Linked DNA regions of Homo sapiens: region 1 is linked to region 2. Evidence: chromatin contacts called from ENCODE Hi-C data. All regions are on one chromosome and are shown on one strand. The core of a region is the stretch at or near the end of the contact, and the rest is flanking DNA. Distances in the headings are between cores, read along the strand shown. Region 1 holds the start of WASF3 (WASP family member 3). Region 2 holds the start of CDK8 (cyclin dependent kinase 8).

What was found. A loop is a pair of places that touch in the nucleus more often than their neighbours do. Pooled maps may share reads with other maps.
Region 1: a loop to region 2 is called in a map of ascending aorta, with 5 times the contacts of the local background. The contact joins the promoter of WASF3 here to the promoter of CDK8 in region 2. A Hi-C loop is called at or near these places in 6 of 168 maps with a recorded cell type or tissue (ascending aorta, chondrocyte, dorsolateral prefrontal cortex and 2 more), 1 of 37 single-sample maps with no recorded cell type and 18 of 50 pooled maps.

Annotation. Positions count from the first base shown.
Region 1 is chr13:26,556,101-26,563,041 of GRCh38, reverse strand. It overlaps WASF3 (WASP family member 3), which reads right to left and starts at 5,359. Exons shown (of 10, transcript NM_006646.6): 1 at 5,223-5,359. RefSeq lists silencers at 5,256-5,465, 5,726-5,785.
Region 2 is chr13:26,248,562-26,256,233 of GRCh38, reverse strand. It overlaps CDK8 (cyclin dependent kinase 8), which reads right to left and starts at 2,105. Exons shown (of 13, transcript NM_001260.3): 1 at 1,465-2,105. The coding sequence starts at 1,592. RefSeq lists a silencer at 1,501-2,100.

The DNA of each region.
Region 1 (6,941 bases), core at 4,110-6,609, 300 kb before region 2:
ACCGCCCTGCAAAGGAACAACCAGTCCTCAGAAGAGCATGTCTTGAGAAAGGAAGACAAAAGGTGTTCTTAAGACAACAGCAAAAAAAAGAGAAAATAAAGTCACTGCTAGAAAGAAAAGAAAAGAAAAGAGAAAAGAAAAGAAAAGGGAGGGAGGCGAAGGGGAAGGGAGGGAGGAGGGGAGGAGAGGGGAGGGGAGGGGAGGAAATCAGCCTACACCAGATGCCCCTCTCCAGTTAATGTCATTCTCTCCTCTTCATAATCAAGTTTGGGAAAGAACCAGCTTCCCTCCCTCAACACCCTTCACTCTGCAATCCACAGCAATGAGGTTCCACAGACTCCTCACCAAGATCATTCATCATGTCCTCAGGCTAACTCCAATGGAAACTCTGAAACCGCTATCTAGTGGGCTAACTCCAATGGAAACTCTGAAATTACCCTCTCCTGGTTCTTTACCAGCATTTAAACATGCTCAAATCCCCCCATTTAAAAAACAAAAACCAAAGGGTTCCCCCTTTATCTGCCCTCCCTATAACCACCCCTAACCACCAGCATCAAATTTCTTGAGCATTGCTGTCTACACATGCTGGGCTCCACTCCCTCACTCTCACTCACTATTAAATCCTGATACAAACTGGCCTCCCCCTCCCATCCCTGTCATGTCACTGTTGCCTCTAGTGTCCCCTGTATTACTAACAGCTCGCAGCAGCTGAGCACGCCCTGCCTGCTGAGGTTTCCTCGGACACCATGACCCCCATCCTTCTTAGTCCCAGTGTGGGAGCCTATTATCTGCTTCCCTTTCAAACACAAGAGTGCCTCAGATCTCACTCCACACCACTCCTTTTCTTACTCTATACACACTCCTCAAATGACCTCATCTACTCCAACAGCTTCCATTAACAAATACTGCACAGGCAAAGGCAGGAGTTCCAAAACTTTCTCTGTTCACCGCACCCTTGGAGTCTCAGGCCAAAACAAATGCTTATTGAGCAAAGAAAATGTTAAAAACGTAAGTACTTAATGTCCTAACAACTTGGTACCAACTTGAAAAAAGTACACTTTAATAGAGAGAAAAAATGGCATTTTTATTTCATTCTTAGATAACCACAAGTATTTACTAATACAGTATGTGTACACTTGTTGAGCACTGCACAATTTCTCTCAAACCTTGGAGTCAGACTGGACAATGGCCTCCCTCATTTCCTTTTCTACACTGATTTTCACGTGCTACAGCAACCACCAAAAATCCTTCTTTACAAACATGAGGTCATCGAATGGAATGGAGTGCAATCTAATCTAGACATTTTTAACTATCTTGAGCTAGTAGTTTCCACAGGCTTGAAGAGACGGAACTATGTGTTTTCCTCAACAATGTGAAACATCCCCCAGTCTCCCTGTTTGCTGTAGCACCTTAGCTGATAGTTTGGGAAACTCTCAAACTGTTTGAGACAGTCTGGGACAGCTAATAACTCTCACATGCGTCTCTCTAATCCAGACAACTCCTGATTATCTGGATCCCTAGTGCAGCCAACTGAACACACTGTCCCCTCAGCACCTGAAACTTAACCCAGCCAAGTGTGACCCATAATCTTTTCCCCAAAATGGATGCTGCTCTGTCCCCACCTAAGGACAGTGCCATCACCCAACCACCCAGCCAGAGCTGGACACTGCCCTGAACTCCTCCCTGCCCCAACTCCCCCCACCACATACACACACACGGCCAATGACCAAATCCCAGCAATTCTACCTCCTCAAATTTCCCTGCTTCAAGCCTTCCCTCTTCTAATCCATTCTCCAAAGGGCAAATTTGACCGTGTCCCTCTTTTGCTTACAATTCTTCAACCATTTCCTGTTGCCCACAGAGGTCTCCGAACTCCACACAACAGTAATCACAAGACCCCACAAGGCACAGTCCCTCCTTACTTCTCCTCCCTCACTTCTTGCCACTTCCCTGCCCTTGCCCACAACCACCCCCACTGGACTGAACTCCTGGTGTTTGTGGTTGCTCCAGTGCATCACCTCCCTGACCATCTCTCTGTACACCCTCTCCTCAACCCAGACTTCGACCAATTCCTTCTCATGGTGCTTCCTCTGGGAGGCTTTCCTGTCTCTCTGAACGTCCCTAAGCTTGGGTTTATGGTCCTCCTCTGAGCTCTTGTTGCTGGCCCCTTTCAGATCCCATATCAAACAATACATTGTAACCAACGGTTAAAACTCTTTGAGACTGAACTGCACAGCAAGCTCATCGGGGGCTGACAGAGGTATCTGTCTTGTTTATCTCTGTATCCCCGGCACATATTAAAACTCTGAAGTGTACTGAATGAATAAAGCAAATGAATGAATGGATTAGGTCATGCATGAGGCTCCTACATCCCTCACTGATTACTGACTCTATCATGGTACTTATCACACTGCACTGTAATTGCTTGTCCTGGTAGACTATGAACATCTTGAAAGCGTCTGTCTCTTATTTTTGCAACCCTAGTGATTAAAATAGTACCTGGTACCTAGTAGGCATTCATGAAATGGTTTTTTTAACATACAGGGTTATATATTTCATCTACAGTATTAAATGGAAAAAATCCAGAAGGATACACCCTATATTATGGTTACCTCTGAAGAAAGAAATAGGAATAGGACAACAATAAGACGGGAAAAAGAAAACTTAAGACTTTTTACCTCTATAAATCTCTGTGTTGATATTGTTTATTTTATAATGTACATCATTTATGTATTACTGGCATAAAATATTTCTGTATTACCAGCATAAAGTCAAGCCACAGGTAAAGAACCAGCCCTGAAGAAGAATGTGTGGGGCTGTCAGAAGCATTTAGTTCCACATGCCCAAGAGCAAAGCCAAAAAAAGCCTGACTTGAAAGAAACAGGGCCCTTAAAACGGACTGAGAAGAGAAGTTGAGAGATTCGGCCGGGAGCGGTGGCTCACGCCTGTAATCCCAGCATTTTGGGAGGCCGAGGTGGGCGGATCAACCTGAGGTCAGGAGTTCGAGACCAATCTGTCCAACATGGTGAAACTGCATCTCTACTAAAAGTACAAAAATTAGCCGGGCATGGTGGCGGGCGCCTGTACTCCCAGCTACTCGGGAGTCTGAGGCAGGAGAATCGCTTGAACCCAGGAGGCGGAGGTTGCAGTGAGCCGAGATCACACCACTGCACTCCAGTCTGGGAGACAAGAGCAAGACTCCGTCTCAAAAAAAAAAAAAAAAAAAAAAAAAAGAAAGAAAGAAAGAAAGAAAAGAAAAGAAAAAGAGATTCAAGGTCTACAGCAATGGAGAGCCACCCAAAGTGAAAAACAATCTGGGAGTACTCTTCAAAGAAAGTCCTTGGAATTCCAAAGACGATCACTAGTACTAGCCCGTGAGTAGGGACAATTCATTTAATACTTGCATTATAACGCAATTGTTTTAATCAAAACATCCCAATAACCAAAAGGTTACCTGCCATACATAGGTTTCTATGGGAACCGTAACGTGTGACTACAAAGACACACTGACAAGAGATAGGAGGTTACAATGTTGGCATGACCACTTAGCAAAGTGTGTTCCACCTTTGTTTTCGTAATTGTTGAAGATAGTGAAGCACATCATTGACTATTAGGTTGTAAATTTTAAAGCAAACAGATTTTTTAAAAACAAATGCTATTAAGCAACTTCATGTCAGCCAACTGGAAATGCAAGAACAATTTCTATATGTACATAGTTCTAGAATAAGCACAGGTTGGAAGGTAAATATAATAGTTGACCAAACTTTCCAATATTTAAACATGTGAAAAGACACAGCTTTTGTGAATACCAACTAAGAAAATCTTTCAAGATGAAGAAAAATGAGTACTACACTGAAGTCATTAGAACCCTGGGAGAAGGGAGCTGGAGAGGACACAATGAGAATGCCTTTGGGAAAGGTCAAACCCAGCTTTCGTTTGTTTAACCTCTCAAGCAGATAAAAGAACTAGCTTTAAAGAACCACTGCATTGTTTAACTGCTAGAAAAGGAGAGTTGGGTAAAGCACATATAAAAAGAAGCAATAGAATTTGCCCTAGAGACAATAGAAAGATTAGTCAATTACAATACTTTGAACTTAGTTTTGATAGAGTCGCATTTTAAGCTTTAGATAAACCTAATTTTTAAGATGCAAAATATTTCAAATAGCTATCCTCTCCCCCTTATAAAAAGTAGACTCTGAATCTTAAAATACCATGTTCTGCTATGCATTTAATTTGAAGAACTGCGAAAAGTAGTCTTTTTAATTTTCAGTTTTTGAAAACTCGAGACTGTTGCTGGAAGTAAACCGCTAATTTAAAAATTAACCTTAAAATGAGAAAGAATTCCTATGATGCTCCCATTGATCCCTAAGCCCATCACATAGTTTCTGAATAATTAAGAACTCTCGTCTCCACCAGGGAACTCTCCCTTGCAGAGGGGCCAAATCAAGAAGCAATCGCCATTGCACGTCAGCACCACAAACTGAGAGGAAGCTTCTGCCCTCGCTAAAGCCCAGGCGCGCGGGTAAAGACCCCCGGGGATGATACCCCGCGCGCCGCGGCTCCGTGCGCGCGGTCCCCCGCACTCGCGGGCCGCCCCACCTCCTCCCCTGCACTCCAAGAGTCCGGCCTGGTCTCCGAGGCCGGGAGCCACGCGGCACCGCAGCCTCGAGGGAGAGGACGCCCGCAACCAACACGCACGCGGGCACCAAGAGGGCACAGGCCAGGGCGGCGAGGGCCGAATGGGGCCGGGGGGCACGCGGAGCTGGACCAGAACCAGCGAGGGCGCGCAGACACTGAACGGATGCGAAGGTCCCGGACGCGGAGCGGCCCGGGGCGTCGTGCGTGGGGCGCGAGCGGAGGCCCGGGCGCCACTTACGGCGGGGAGGGCGGGTGGCTGTCCCGAGTCCAGGGAGCGCGCACCGGACGGCAAAGGGCCGGAGGCCCGGAGGCGCGGGAGAGAAGGGCCGCCTGGCCGCGCCGTGACGGCGAGAAGCCCCTGCCAGCGCGGGAGCCGGCCGGGAGAATGCGGCCGGGCTGCAGGGATAGGCGCGAGGCGGCGCCGCAGCCCGCAGTGGGCCCCGCCGCCCGGCCGGAGCGCGCGGCGATGCAGCAACTTCAGTTCGCCGTGGGGCCGCCCCTCCCCCGACAGCCGCCCGGCCCGGAGCCGAGAGGGCCACAGCAGCCTACAGCGGAGAGCCGGGGCGACCGCAGCCCTCACTCACCGGTCCGCGGTCCCGCCGCCGGCGCCGGGGCTGCGCTCTGAGCTCCATGGTCCCGCCGCGCCGCGGCCGCCCGGCGCACCCGCCTCGCACCACACCGCACGCAGCGGCGCGAGCGACGCCGCCTCCGGCCCGTCCACGGCCGCGGCCACGCCCCCTCCCGGCGGGGGGGCTCGGCCGGAGCAGGAGGGGGGCTCAGTGCCGGCTCCACCAACCAGGGCCAACTCACGGGGCCGCTTCACCAGGATTGGCGAGTGCCTCGGCCAATAGGGAGCCGGCGAGCGCGCTGAGCGACGGTGCCGAGGGGCGGGGGATTGCGGAGGCGGTGGCTCTCACCCTTGGTCCTCCGCCCCCAGCTCGGGATGAGGCTTAGGCAGCGTCCTTTCCAGCGAGGAGAGGTGGGGATACTTCGGGCCAAGAGACCCTTGTATCACCTCTGATTGCTAGGTGCCCATTACAGTACCTTTGAGTTTGCGCTTATATCCTAATCCTCCCTGGGTGTTGAGGGCTCCTGCACAGAGGTCCTCTACCTGTAAGGTGTCAGACGTCCTCCAGGGCTGAGGCTTCAGGCAACCCTGAGAGGACTGTAGCCCTGTTCATGGGTTGGTTTTATGCCCTGCTCAAATTCGTTAGCATTCTTAAAATCTTCCCATCTCCTTCAACACAGATTCTTCTGTTTTTATCACCCTATAACCAATCTCTCTCCACCCTAGATGTGAGGAAATCCACAATACTTATTAAAACTAAGATATCCCTGAAACTGCCAGCTAAGCCCTGCCACAGTGGAACATAGCCACGTGCGACCAGATGACTGAGGCATAAACAAACTTAAGAAAAAGAAAGGAGGAAAGGAAAGGAAGAGAAGAAAAGATAGAAAAGCCAAGATAGAAAAGCTAGGTCACAAAGGAAAGGGGTTTAAAAACATCTAATAGAAATGTTACCTTTATTTTAATTTGCATGCCTTTATTCTTTTTATTTACCAATAGGATCACTAAATTGAAAAACTTTTAGGAAAAAATTTTAAATTCTAATGAATAGTTCAAGAAACACTAATTCAAGTTGGTTTGCTCTTTTCTTTACAGATGTGTAATAATGATCAACATCTAGCTAGAGACAACTAAAAGTTGGAAAAAATGAATAGCAGTTAATAATTTCACCAAAGTTTGCAACACCAGAAATGCAGTAGAAAAATCATGCAGCCCTCTTCATAAAATGTCTAATCTATTAACCTGCATTACTTCCAAAGGAGGGATTTTAAAAGCTCTTTTTAAAGATGACGTATATTCAGTTTCCATAAAGTGCCATCATTTTAAAAAATTGCTGGTAATTAACAAGGTAAACAGGATTTTGGTGAATAATTACAGTGACCCAGTATTTTAAATATTGATACTAGAGTGACAAATGTCTGCTGAATTGAAAGCTAAATTGGCATTCAAATTAAAATGACTTTCCTTCATTTCATCTTCACTTACCCAGGGGAATGGCTTCCATGTCTATGTTTAGGTCATTAATTTAGAACTCAAAAATATGAAAGTATAGATACCCAGAGTGTTTTCAAGGTTGCTAATCATATTTCCCTGGCTGCTTCCCTCTTCGGTGACCCCAGCCTTATAAACCGCTGCTACACTTAGTTTGCACTCACTGTTAGCCCTTAAACACATCATCCCAAAGTGTTCAGGTTTGTTTCATATAGGTCAGTCTTACCTCTCTAATTAGATCATC
Region 2 (7,672 bases), core at 856-3,355:
ATATCTCCAGACGCTGATTTCTCCAGTGTCACCAGACTATCCATTCCGCTAAAAAGTACTTTTAAATACGTGCGGCGCCCAGAATATCAAGTTTTCAAATCCAAATCCCTACCTTCTGCCGATCTGTTCCACTTTACTGTTGCATAAAAGCACTAAAATACACATTCTAAATTAATTAGAACTCCTATCTTCCTCGTAGAGTCCATTGTAAATACTTTTAGAAAGACATTTCAGTAAATCTAAGAAAAATGTCCAATAAATATACACTTTCCTTTCCAACATCCAGAATACTAAAGTATTTGTAAATATGCGCCCCCCTACCCCACAGTAGGGAACTTCAGCTTTATGAATTTTTTTTTCGTGCTAATGTAGTCTGAACATACTCTCCTACCTAATTGGAAATTTTAAGTGATTAAACATCATACAGCAGGTGACTAAACTGGGATGCTCAAGTAAAGCTACTTCGTTTCTAATAAAATCCAAGGATTATATAATAAGCTTTGACTTTTCAATAATTTTCTATTCTGTCAAAGGCAACAGAGACAACATCCATTTTACAAGAAAACATGGAGTTAATAAAATATATTTTCCCCCCAACTAAGAATTGCCTTCTCTTTTGTCAATATTACAAGACATTCATCTACTGACAAAGAGAAAAAATGAACAATTCACTTGCCTGTTAAGAAACTAAATTGGAAGCATTACCAGTCATAGGTTTAATTAAGTTGTTACTAGGGAAGAATATTTAAAGCAAAGGGATTATTTAAAGTTCACTGCCAGCCGCTAAATTTGGGGGAAACCGCCTGAACGAGATAGTCCCTATGTCACTTGCCTTCTTCCCCACCACCCACCCTGCACCAAACCCCCATTGTTCTATGTAAAAATTCACAGCTAATAATATCTAAATAGCAATTGCAACATTTATGTTGCAGATGATCACTATGGGGAACTCTCTCCAGAACCACATTCACTCGCTGCCTTCCTTTCCTCAAATAAAATACAAATTTGATAAAAAATCGATCACAAACTGGTGGGGGAAAGGATCACAGCCTTCCTTCTAGACCGATGGATGACACTCCAGAGGCGGGTGAGGAAATCCCCAGAAGGTTACCATAATAAATCGACCAAGGAAAAAAAAAAACAAAAAACATTTAACCCGGCGTTTTAGAACGAATTTTTTCATGAATCAGCTTTGAAATCCTTGAAAAGTATACAGCCCACGGTGCAGAGGCTCATCTTGCCTCTTACCACCAGAGCAGAACACAGACGCGGCACGCAGGATTTCTCGTGGGTTTGGATCCCTCGTACACCACTTCCTCCCCAAACCTGGCTGGCGGAGCCAGAGGCCGGCGTCGAGGAAGTCAGAGCCCGGCACCCCGGCGGCCCGCTCTCCCTCCGGGCTACCTGCCTCGGCCTGCGGGAGCGCCGCCCAGCGCGGACACCGGCCCAGACACACACACTCACCCATCTTTCCTCTTGGCTTTGTAGACGTGACCATAAGTGCCTCGGCCAACTTTGCAGCCCTCGTATTCAAACAGGTCCTCGACCCGCTCCCGCTCGCTGCTCAGCTTCACTTTAAAGTCATAGTCCATTGTCACAGCCTCTGAGGCCGGAGAGCTGGGTCGGGGGGCCGGGGGGCAGGGGTGGGGACCGGGGAAGCACGGGCAGCCGCAGCCCCCGGGAACCCGCCCGCTCTACGCCCGCCGGCCGCAGCACCAGCCCGACTGATGCGGCAAGAGCAGGAGGAGGCCCCGCGAAAGCGCCAGGGACATCCAGGGGGACGGCGGGGCAGAGGCCGGCCGGGGGTGGAGGAACGGGGAGGATCCCCCGGCGAAGGAGAGCCGAGGGACGAGGGCTGGGGGTGGGGAGCGGTGTCTCTGCCCTTGTCCCCGCGGGCTCCCTGGGCGCCGGCTCCGCCGCTCTCTCCGGCCGCGCGTTCTGCTCCTGCTGCGGCGGGAGCGGCGGGGCGGCCAGGCGGGCTCTCGTCCTCTCACACGCGCACTCACGCCTCACGCTCTCACACACACGCTCACACTCACTCACTCACTCACTCTCCCATACACTCAAACAGAAGGGCAGAGCCGCACAACAGCCGGTACCTCCTCAAAGAGAGGAGGAGGGAGGGCACTCGCGGAACACGGCCGCGGCTGTCGCAAAAACGTCGCGAAGCCTCGGGCTGCCTCCGGGCCACACTCTAGCCCGCTCCCGCGGTGGCTGGCCGCCCCTGCTGGCGCTGGCACCCTGAGGACCGTGTGGAGGGAGCAGGGGAGCCACTGCCCAAAGCTGCCGCCAAATGCACCACGTGGAACCAGCCCCAGCGGTGGCCGGGCCCCAGACTACAATACCCAGAATGCACAGGCCGCCGCCGCTGCCGCCCCTTCTACGACTCCGCCCCACACGGTGGGAATATGGGAGCGTTGCATGATGGGACTCGTAGTCTAGGGTGAAATTCGTTTCAATCATTTGGGGAAAATTTATTTTTATTTTTACAGCGATCTAACTAGAGTCTGATTTCAGCCACAAACTTGATCAAAGAGGTGCACGTGGGAAGGAGAGTCGTTTGCATTAGAAACACATTTTGTGCCACTCTGAACTCCAGATTTTAAAGGCCACTATCATCGATAAAAGCCGGTATGATATTTGTAAACAGCTCGCGGGCCAGCAGTTGGGGTACTCTTGGTGTTCACAATCTGATAAGGGCTGCACAATGATGTCAACATACTGACATTACAAGCACCAATAAAAGTGAATCAATGACCAGTGTCCAAGCTACTCCTAAACATTGTTACTCTTGTGACAGATGACCATCCAAACCTTTCCTATCCATATACAGGAAGTATTGAGTACAGTACAGCCTTCTGCGATACTACCTATAAGAACACCAGTTTCTAGCTATGATTACAGAAAGGATCTAAATCCATGGGAACTAGTTTGTTAATAATCTTAAGGTAGCAATATGTCCTGCTTCAGGAGTCCTGGTATCTTGATACTAATCTATCATTTTATCTTACCCCCCTTGTCTATTTTTAATTTTTGGTTTTCCAATTGTTACCATTTCCACTAAAGCTCCCCACTTCCCAAAGGGAATATGAACTTTGCAGTTTTAATGTGAACTTTTTAACACTTTTTTTCCCACCTTTCCTGTGATATTTATCAAATTCCTTTCATCTTTTATTTCCTCTACCTTGCTAGATCCTAAGTTGTTATAGGAAGTCATATTTGCATCTTCTGTAAAACCTAGTGTCATGCCTTGATAATGATGCACAGTAAACACTTGTTAAATTAATGAATGAATAAACATGTTTATCTCAAAAAGATCCATATACCAATGATGATGATGATGATATCATCTTGTGAAAAAGCCTCCAAAGGGCTTTCTCTTATATAATTTTCCTTGGAGAAAATTAGTGACTTCACCACTGTGTAAAATTAAATTGTTTTTACCTAGCATACTATATAAGTATTGAGTATTTTACTATACTGGGTTTGAATCCTGCATTGTCATTTACTAATGTGTTCTTGGAGCCTAGAATTTTTTCTTTGCAAAGTGCAAAGCACAAAACAAATGTAGGCTTTCATTAATGGCATATTATTTGTTTCCATTCAGTGATGAAAATTGGGTAACTCTCTAGCAGAACTGCTCATTTGCATCCTTAAAGAATTACATCATTTTCTGAATATGGATTTAAAAGATTCTTCCTTAGACAATGTATTTTGTATTTTTTGAGGGATGTGTCTTTTGTGCACATATTTACTCATGGATCTTGAGAAATCAAACTACCACACTGGAGGAAAAGTTGTGAAGAGGCATGGGACTCAGCTTGCCCCTACACTGTATCGGGTCCCCCTTCCCCACCTCCTGTACCAATTATACACACTATTCTGGAACACTGAAGGTCTCAGACCTTTTTTGTTTGTCTTTTTGTGTTTTTATTTTGAGACAGGGTCTGGCTATGTCACCCAGGCTGGAGTGCAGTGATGCGATCACAGCTTACTACAACCTTGAACTCCTGGGCTCAAACAATTCTCCTCCCCAGCCTCCTGAGTAGCTGGGACTACAGGCATGTGCCACTACACCCAGCTAAGTTTTTTTTTTTTTTTTTTTTTTGAGAGACGGAGTCTCGCTCTGTTGCCCAGGCTGGTCTTTAACTCCTGGGTTCAAGTGATCCTCCTGTCTCAACCTCCCAAAGTGCTGGGATTACAGGCATGAGCCACATACCTGGCCTCAGACTTTTAAAAATGTACTTTTATACACTGTTTTGGCTGGCTTCACTCTGGGTGAAGGTGAACTCTCCCTGAAGGAATTGAGTGTCCTCACTGTCAACTGAGTATCCTGAATGTCAGTCCTGACTGTCAGTCTTTTCCTGGGGGCAGGAAAAGAAGCTAACCTTGGACTAGGGAAGAGCAAGATCTGCTTTTCTCTTTGAAGCCAGGGTGAGAGTTAGAGGCCTAGACACTAGGTTGGAGGAATATGGTGGTAGGAGGTAAGCTGACCCTGTAAAATGGTATCAGGATGGGGAGCTGAGAAAGAGATAGCCACTAAGGGCCCCTTATAGGAGAGCATGGCTAATGCTAGGAACAGCAGCATCTAATATTTAGTTTTAAGTGTCTCCTTTTGTGTGTTCTTAAGGTTCTTAAGGGCTAAGATGCTTCCTCATACCATCTCTGACCTTTACAGTCCTACCCATCCCCCAAGTGCTTAATTTGGTCATGAAGTCTTTCCCAGTTCTTGCAACTAGATATGACCTTTCTTTATCATGAACCTCTACCCCAGCCCTGGCACCATTGCACTTTATTTGTAACTCATTATAGCTACCTTGTATTTTAATCATTTATTTTATGCGATTAAAAAAATCTGCCCCTTAATAAATTTAGTGACTGAGTTCCTGCCTTAATCATCTATATATCCCCTACAGTTCCAAGCACATATTGTTTGCGTAATTATATTTCATTAGAATGTGTTTCATTGGATTGATTTCAATAAATGTTGAAATGGACATTAATAATAATAAAGGTCTCCACCTGTCAGAGGACAGTCATTGTAAAACATTTAGTATCTTGCCTCAGTCTTGCCTCTAAAAAGGGCTTTTTATAGCTGCAAAAGGACTGAGTGCTTCATGATATATTAATGTAAAAGCCCAAGTGGCTCTTCTCATAGTTAATCACTGCAGTCTCTACAACTTTGACTTCCACTTTCTCACTCAGTATTAAGGCATGCTTTCAGTGGAAAGCATGTAACCTCTCATTCTACAGGTGGCACGTTCATCCCGCACATATTAACCATCTACATGTGAGCACAGTGTTCGACACAAGGAAGAACAAGTTAGATTAATCAATCCAAGAGCTTTTTTTTAATATTTCATTTTTTTCACTCTGTCTTTCTGGCCTGATTTTTAAAAAATTTTCAAAGAAACTATAGATGCAAAAAGTATCCTTACTAACTCTGCAAGCATCCAGAATATAATTTAGACCTTAGAAATAACCAGAATATAAAAAATACTTTCAAAAATATCTTACTCTTCTCCCCTTCACCATGTGGGTATCATTTGCCTTTGTGGACTCATTTCCTCCACACAACGGGAAACATGACCACCAATAGTTGCTGAATTTTACGTCAGACAATGGCTTTCATTAGCGAAGAATTGACTGTTTCTCAATTCTGGTTCTAAAAATCCCAAGAAGGGCTCTGGTATGGCTGAGTCAGGCCCGTCCTAGGCCAACTAAGTGTAGCCACAGGGACAGGACCATGCAAGAATATGAGAGCTCCTTTATTAGGGGGCATGAGGGAGATGGGGGTAGGGAGCTCACAGGAGGAAGAATGCCCTAAGTATTATAAAGGAAATAAAACAGGACAATGTGATAGAAAGTGAGACCAGGAGGAAATTCCTTTAGATTGGTAGACGGTCAAGGTTTCTCTAAGGAGACAATGCTTAAGCAGAGACCTGAAGGTTGAGAAACAAAATCTGCTGTGGATGAGGGAGCAGAGTAGTCCAGGCAGATTAAACAGACAGCAAGTGCAAAAGGCAAAGCTGGGAATGAAGGAACAGAAAGATGACAAGAATATAATGAGTAAGAGGTGAAATTGTGTGAGGTGAAGACAGAGAGGTAGACAGGGACCAGATTATATATGGCCTTTTTGACCATAGCAAGGCGTTTGGGTTTTATTTGCAGGCAACCTTTCAGAAGGTTATAAGGAGGGGAGTGACCAGATGTGATTTATGCTTTAAAAAGAATATCCTGGTGCTATGTGAAGAATTAATTGTAGGAGGCAAGATGGATGGATGGATGGATGGTGACATAGATAGATAGATAGATAGCTAGATAGATAGATAGATAAATGAATGGATAGATAGATGAGTGAATTGATGGATAGATAGAAGATAGAGGAATGAATGGATGGATGGACAAATAGGTAGACAGATTAGACAGATAGATAGATAGATAGATAGATAGATAGATAGATAGATAGATAGATGAATAGTTAGATGAATGAATGGATAGATAGATGGGTGAATAGATGAATGAACAGATGGATAATGGATATATAGATGGGTGAATAGATGATAGATGGATGAATGAATGGATGGATAGATAGATGGGTGGATGGATGGATGGATGAATGATAGATGGGTAAATGGATGGATGGATGAATGGATAGGGAGGGAGGGAGACAGATAGATAGATGATAGATATATAGATAATAGATAGATAGTATGGAGACAGAGATTTATGGAACTTGCTGATCAGTTGGATGGAAAGTAAAGAAAAAGAAGTAATTAAGATGACTCCTGAGGATGTTGCCACTTACTGAGATGGGGAAGACTGAGAGTAACAAGTTTAGGTGAAAAAAGTAAGTTCCATTTTGGACATGTCAAACATGCAATGCCTCAGAAATCTAAGTGAACATATCTGGTGGGCAGGTGGATGTGGGAGTCTGAAGCTCAAAGCAAAGAGCAGGGCTGGAGATAAGAATTTGGAAATCACCAACCATAACAGTTGGTTAGATTGCCTACAAAGTAAATACGTTACAGTGAGAAAGAACAAATCCCTGAGGACCTCCAACATTCAAAGGTTGAGTATAGGAGAGGAGGCCAGAGGGTTATTTGAAAATCAGGAAATATGAAATCACAAAAGCCAAGGGAAGAACATGTTTTGAAAAGGAGGGATGGGCAATAGCACTGAATGCTGCCAAGAAGTCAAGCAAGATAAAGATCATAGTGTTAAACGTATCATAGTTTCTCAACCTGTTTTAAAATGGTTTCCCCGCTAAGGAGCATGTTTAGATTTTTTTTTCTGTCTACCCCCATGAAATGTTAATTTTACGGATATAGTGTATCTATTTGTGTACTGTAGCACATTGGAGGACCACACACCATTTTAGTATCTTTTTTTTTTTTTTTTTTGAGCCCTTCAGAATCAGATTTTGCCCCTTAGTAAGCGATATTGTCCCACTGAGAATGCATGATTCATTGATACATAAATGATTTTGGACACTAACAACAGTAGTTGCAGCAGTGAAGCAGGGGTCGAAGCCAATCTGCATTGGACTGAAGAGTGAGTTTGAAGTAACGAAATGGAACCAGACATGTAGGTCATTTATAGCAGAATGGTTGCAAGAACTGCCTCAGCAATCTGGCCTCTGCTCTCAAACCTGCCCCTGACTAACAAGGCA